Linked DNA regions of Homo sapiens: region 2 is linked to region 1. Evidence: chromatin contacts called from ENCODE Hi-C or POLR2A ChIA-PET data. All regions are on one chromosome and are shown on one strand. Each heading gives the region's core, a stretch centred on a gene start or an enhancer-like site at or near the end of the contact. The rest is flanking DNA. Distances are from core to core; before and after follow the strand shown. Region 1 overlaps PELO-AS1 (PELO antisense RNA 1). Region 2 overlaps ITGA2 (integrin subunit alpha 2).

Region 1 (2,905 bases), core at 313-2,812:
CAAGCTGATGAGCAGGTTCACGTGAGCTCATAGGAGTATAACCCTACCAAAATGAAAATCCATGTGGTCCAGGCCCAGAGATGTATTGTCTTTAAATATAGGCAGAATGGGAATTCCAATATTTGTTTGCATCTCTCAAAAACATCTAGAGGGATTCTAGTACATTATGCATTCCCAGCAGTTCTTAATAATATCTGATCCTCATCTTTCTTTCATCCCCAATAACTCTCAAATGCTTTATATTCTTCCTTCCCATATGAATTCAGCATGGCTTGCTACCTGATAACCTCCCACCTTCAAACAATATCTTCCCCCATGAAATACTCCCCTAACTTGCTCAACACTTAGAGGTTAATTTTTTAAAAAAATCCTGTACACACTTATTTGTCCTTTCTCTCTTCAAGGCCAGTTGTCTGTGGTGAAGGAACAGTGTTGTGAAACTCCTAATTATTAATGTTGTCTCTTCCTACTAGTTTTGACCAACGTTGTAGCTGGAGCTTTTATTCCTTTTGGAAAAACCTTATCACTTAGGATCAATTGGCCCTAATGGCCTAAGGCATCCATTGTAAGCAATGAATTAACTCAATCCTCTATGCATGTGAAGTGGCACCCACGATCTACCATTCTTGGAAAAAACTGAGAAAATAGTCACTCAAACCATGTCTGTACAGACTAATTCTTATGGAACTAACTGAGAAATGCTGTTTTAGAGGGCAGATGAAGGTTGTATACAATAGCTACTCTACAAGATCCATATCTAGGAGTTATGACTATCAAGTTTCTCACAATCCTGAGTGCCTGACCCAGTGAACAGCATTCAATAAATACTTGAGGCCAGGCATCGTGGCTCATGCCTGTAATCCCAGCACATTGGGAGGCCAAGGTGAGTGGATCACCTGAGGTCAGGAGTTGGAGACCAGCCTGGCCAACATGGTGAAACCCCGTCTCTACTAAAAATGCAAAAATTAGCTGGGGGTGGTTGTCCCAGCTACTCAGGAGGCTGAGACATGGAGAATTGCTTGAACCTGGGAGGCAGAGGTTGCAGTGAGCCAAGATCACGCCACTGTACTCCAGCCTGGACAACAGAGTGAGACTCGGTCTCAAAAAGAAAAAAAAAAAAAGACTTGAAGGAATAAATTAATGATTCAGGACTTGTGATTCTATCTAGATAAACAAACCATAAAAGTCACAGTCCTAAAGTAAAGGGATAACAGAGAACACCTGAAAAAAATTCACTTGTACTTTAACCTGTGCCAAGAAATTTTTAAACATCACACCTTCCTTGTATTAAACCATGGCCATAGTGTACTCCATTGTTCCCTTTCTCTGCAGAAAGGTTTAGTTGTGAACCTGGACAGATTGACTGTATGAGCTGGAACACAGTGTGTGATATCAGACAAGGGACGTGTTCCAGAGAATAGAGCAGGAGAAAACCCCAAACTTAAGTGTTTGCTTTTGATAGATACTTGTTCTATTTTTACTCTGGAACCTAGTACATGAGGTTGGGGGTGGGGTCAATGTCTGGTATTATGACATTTCTAAACCAGTCACTGCTTGCTGTTTCACCTCAGCTATCAACAGCTTCCTGTTGTTTCATGCGTCAGATGCAGTCTGATAAGCCCAAGGTGAGCCGTGTCCTGTTTCTCATCTCTGATATATGGGAATCCATCTTCATACAGGATGCTGTGGTATGTAAAACAAACCACGGTGAAACAGTCAAGGAGTTGCTGCAATGTTTTAAGCTTCTGTATTTTGCAGCATTCTCTCACCACGTTTTGGAGTCAAGGCAATGAATACTCCTTAACCTTCTTCTTCCTCTACACCCCTATTAGCCTGTGAATTCTTAAACCTTCAGTACAACATGGACCTGCAAGAGGTGCTGCACCTGTGCTTTTGATCAGATTCAACAACATCAATAATTACAGAAACAGAACATTAAGTAAAAGGAAGGGCTATAAACAATGGGATCCTTGAAGGCAGCCAGTCCCTCGGCCTTGAATCAGTGCTTACCACAGTATAACGCTAATAGCTGAACACAGGTGGAGCACAAAAGGCTCAAGCTGCCCAACAGGGTCTCCAAGCAGCTGCTAGCCTGTAAGGTCAAGTACGGCAATATGTTCAGACTTTCCAGAAAGTTCCACTTCTGTGTGGAAAAAAAGTCCCACATACCACACTTTTCAAAAAGTGGAATAGGCTACAGCTTAACAAATGAGTTCCAGCTGTTTAAAATTAGACTGCTAAAAGAAATTCCATATAAGAATATTCTCTGGGACTATCACATTTTCATTAATTAGAACCTGGATAATTCCTTCACTTAAAGAACTGACCTCTCCAAATTGAAGGTTGAGATAGTTAAATAATTGTTGATAGGCATGTTGGTTGTATTAATGCCATCTCCGTTACTTAAATTGCTTACATTAGTTTTAAAGTTGTATGTTTTTAAAAGTGAAATGCTTGCATTTCCATGCAGAAGACACTGACCACACTAAAACCATTTGACTCATGGGAGGGCAACGGAGTGGAAACTGGAAGAATTTTGCACCAGCACTTAGGAACCTGGGTGATGATTCCTATTTTACCATTCATTGTTTTCATGCACTGGGAAAACTCTCTTCAGCTCCTCTGTTCAAGTATAATATTGAAATTATGTGTATGGAACATCAGGGTTGTCCAAAGTCCATCCCAGCTCTCAAATTGAGAATGCCATGACTTTTCTGGTATGAATTGTATTTTTAATATATGTCTTAATATCAAACATAGACATGTGTAACTTGGCCCCTTAAACTAGGGTAGGGGTTTCTCTAGATATACCTCATCCTTCTTCCTTCTTTCATGTCTATTTAATGCAATAAAGTGACAAGATCCTTTCTAGTTTCTATTTCCCTGGTCTTAGAGTCTGATCTTA
Region 2 (2,961 bases), core at 117-2,616, 280 kb after region 1:
CACAAAGTCTCACCTAGATTCAGGGGGAGGAGACTTAAGATTCCACCTATGGATGGGGAGTGTCAAAAGATTTCCAGACATATTTTTAAACAAAGTAGTAACTTAATAAACTTAATGGTCCTCGACCATTCATTGTTTTCTTTTTCTTTTTCTTTTTTAGAGACAGAGTCTCACGACGTTTGCCCAGGCTGGTCTTGAACTCCTCAGCTCAAGCGATCTGCCCTCCTCAGCCTCCCGAAGTGCTGGGATTACAAACTTTTGAGAGACCATGCGAGGCCCCATTTGTTGTTTAGACCAGTGTTTGGGCATGGATATTATTGACAATTGGGGCCAGATAATTTTTTTTGAAGTAGTAAGGTAGGCTGGGGGTGTCTGGTCTGTGCATTGTAGGATATTGATCATCAGCCCTGTCCTCCACCCACTAGATGTTAATAGCAATACACTACTCCAGCTGCCCTAGAGTGACAACCAAAAATATGCCCAGACATTACTAAATGTCCTCTGAGGGATAAAATTACATCCAGTTGAGCACCACTGCACTAAATGAACATATATTAAGCACATTTAATGTTCATGGCAACATAAAAGAGAACTCCAACTCTGGAGAGTAAGTTAAATCCCATCATTTTTCTGAGTAACTTTAGATAAGCCATAGGCAAACAATTCCCTACCTTGTTGGGTCATTGGGAAGATCGAAGGGGATTATAAGTGAAAAAGTATTTTTCATATTGTAAAAGCATATGGAATATTATTTAAAAAAAAATCAGTACACTTGGTATGCATCCATTTTTATCATCATTCATTTATTTAAGGGACCTTCTTAAGGGACTTTTATGGAGTGCCTATTGTATACCCACAGAGTGTCAGGCCTGGGGCACTGGAGGATTGAGGCAGCCAGCCCCCTTCCAGAAGCTCTTCTTTCCATTTCTAGCATCACCTGGACAGGAGAATAGTAGCACCTAGATCCTTAGTGACTGTAAAGTTTGACACTTAAAGCAAGGACTTTCTAAGAAAATTGCATCTTTCTTTTTTTAATAAAAGTAAGGGGAAATGTTATGCCACTGCATTCCAAAAGCAGTTGTAAGGGTCCTTTTGTGCTTTTGGTTTTTGCTCTAATGTTTTGTTTAAGGACTAGAGCCATAAACCAAACATTGCAGAACTTAAATCTTTACACAGTGTGTGGTCATTTCCAAAAGGCCTACAACTTCTAAGTTTAGTTGCTTTGTTTTTTTTTTTTTTTTTTTTTTTTTTTTTTTTTTTTTTTGGAGGGGGAGGAGAGGACTTTCTACTTGCATTACTGTCCTTTCAACATGAAGACAATGCTATTGGAAAATGAGATTTCCTGTGGTGATGTATGTGTTCAAAAGATCTAATGTGACCTATGATCATTTCCCGTTGCCATACACATTCTGAGTAATGATGAGATACACTTTAGAGTTTGAAGTCTATTTGCTTAGGTTCAGAGTCAGGGTCTGAGTAACCCCACTTCCTGTTTGTGTGACTTCCTGGAGGGTCCATGGAAGGATAATATTTTCTTGGCTTTTGTGGTGTGCTTCTCGTGTGTGTCAGCAAAATGCAGCAACGTGTCATCCTCCTAACCATTAGACAGCAATTTTCAGAAATGTGAATATAAATTTGCTCAGGATATACTTTTTATGTTAGAGATGAAAGTGGGGGCCAGGTGGGCAGATCACTGGAGGTGAGGAGTTTGAGACCAGCCTGGCCAATGTGGTGAAACCCCATCTGTACTAAAAATACAAAAATTAGCCAAGCATTGTAGCAGGTGCCTGTAATCCCAGCTAACAGGAGGCTGAGGTAGGAGAATTGCTGGAACCCGGGAGGTGGAGGTTGCAATGAGCCAAGATTGCACCACTGCACTCCAGCCTGGGCAACAGAGCGAGACTCTGTGTCAAAAAAAAAAAAAAAAGATGAAAGTGGGATAATAAATTGCTATGCCTTATTAAATTTCTCAAGAAGTGTGCCCCCCTCAGTAGTGTATAATGATACTAATCGTAAAAACAAAAAAAATCTACTAAGTACTTACCATTTGTTAGACACTGGGTTGAGAGTTTTATATGCATTGTCTGACCACAATGAGGTAAACATATACATGATATCTATTTTACAGATGGGAAAGGAATGGCTTATACAAAACAAGGAACTTGCTCAAGGTCACAGTACTATTCAAACCTCAGAGGCCAAGCTCTTAGGCACTGCGATATACTACTGGCTTTGCTCAGTAAATGGACCTTTCAGCTTAAAAAATGCTGTACATCACAAACTAACACAGAAACAGAAAACCAAACACAGCATGTTCTCACTCGTAAGTGGAAGCTGAACAATGACAAGACATGGACCCCGGGAGGGGAACAACACACACTGGGGCCTGTCGGTGGGGGCGAGGGGAGAGAGAGCATCAGGATAAGTAGCTAATGCATGCTGGGCTTAATACCTAGGTGATGGATTGATAGGTGCAGCAAACCACCATGGCACACGTTTACCTATGGAACACAAACCTGCACATTCTGCACATGTATCCCAGAACTTAAAATAAAAAGTTACAGTTGTGAAATTTTTTAAAAATGGTGTACATCTCTTAATGGTATTAGCATACTTCTGCCATGCCATCACCCCGTAATATAGTCAGTCTTCTTTTTAGGGTTCTCCTATAGCTAGATTCTTGAAAAAGTTAAATGTTCTGTCAAATTCTAAATAGAAAATACAATGTGTTTATTTGCATGAACATATGTGTATATAGGTATGTATATTTTAAATTAATCTGTCTTTTAATTCATTGATGTATATACCTGCACAGTAGCCTGCATTCAAGAGGATTTATTAGTTAATTAAACTGTTCTTTATTAATCTCCTATTATATCCGTAACTTATTGTTAGGTGGAAAGGTGAAGCAATCAGTGTTTATTCAGTAATTATTATTGAACCACGACCATGTGCAAGGTA

What was found. Hi-C counts contacts between places; a loop is a spot of excess contacts on that map. ChIA-PET counts read pairs that join two places held with the same protein, here RNA polymerase II (POLR2A). Pooled maps may share reads with other maps.
Region 2: a loop to region 1 is called in a map of naive thymus-derived CD4-positive, alpha-beta T cell, with 2.3 times the contacts of the local background. The contact joins two enhancer-like sites. A Hi-C loop is called at or near these places in 1 of 168 maps with a recorded cell type or tissue (naive thymus-derived CD4-positive, alpha-beta T cell) and 6 of 50 pooled maps. POLR2A ChIA-PET finds 5 or more read pairs at or near these places in 2 of 52 experiments (PC-3 and activated CD4-positive, alpha-beta T cell).

What each region holds. Positions count from the first base shown.
Region 1 is chr5:52,723,974-52,726,878 of GRCh38, forward strand. The region is part of intron 2 of PELO-AS1 (PELO antisense RNA 1); the gene reads right to left. Among named protein-coding and RNA genes, the nearest start is that of ITGA1, 62 kb to the right of the region's middle. Within about 2 kb of position 1,563, at least 14 of the 41 ENCODE cell types and tissues checked have a DNase peak (open chromatin) inside an H3K27ac peak, as active enhancers do; they include PC-3, where a contact is called at or near this core.
Region 2 is chr5:53,003,670-53,006,630 of GRCh38, forward strand. All of the region lies in intron 1 of ITGA2 (integrin subunit alpha 2), which reads left to right. Among named protein-coding and RNA genes, the nearest start is that of ITGA2-AS1, 15 kb to the left of the region's middle. Within about 2 kb of position 1,367, at least 4 of the 41 ENCODE cell types and tissues checked have a DNase peak (open chromatin) inside an H3K27ac peak, as active enhancers do; they include PC-3, where a contact is called at or near this core.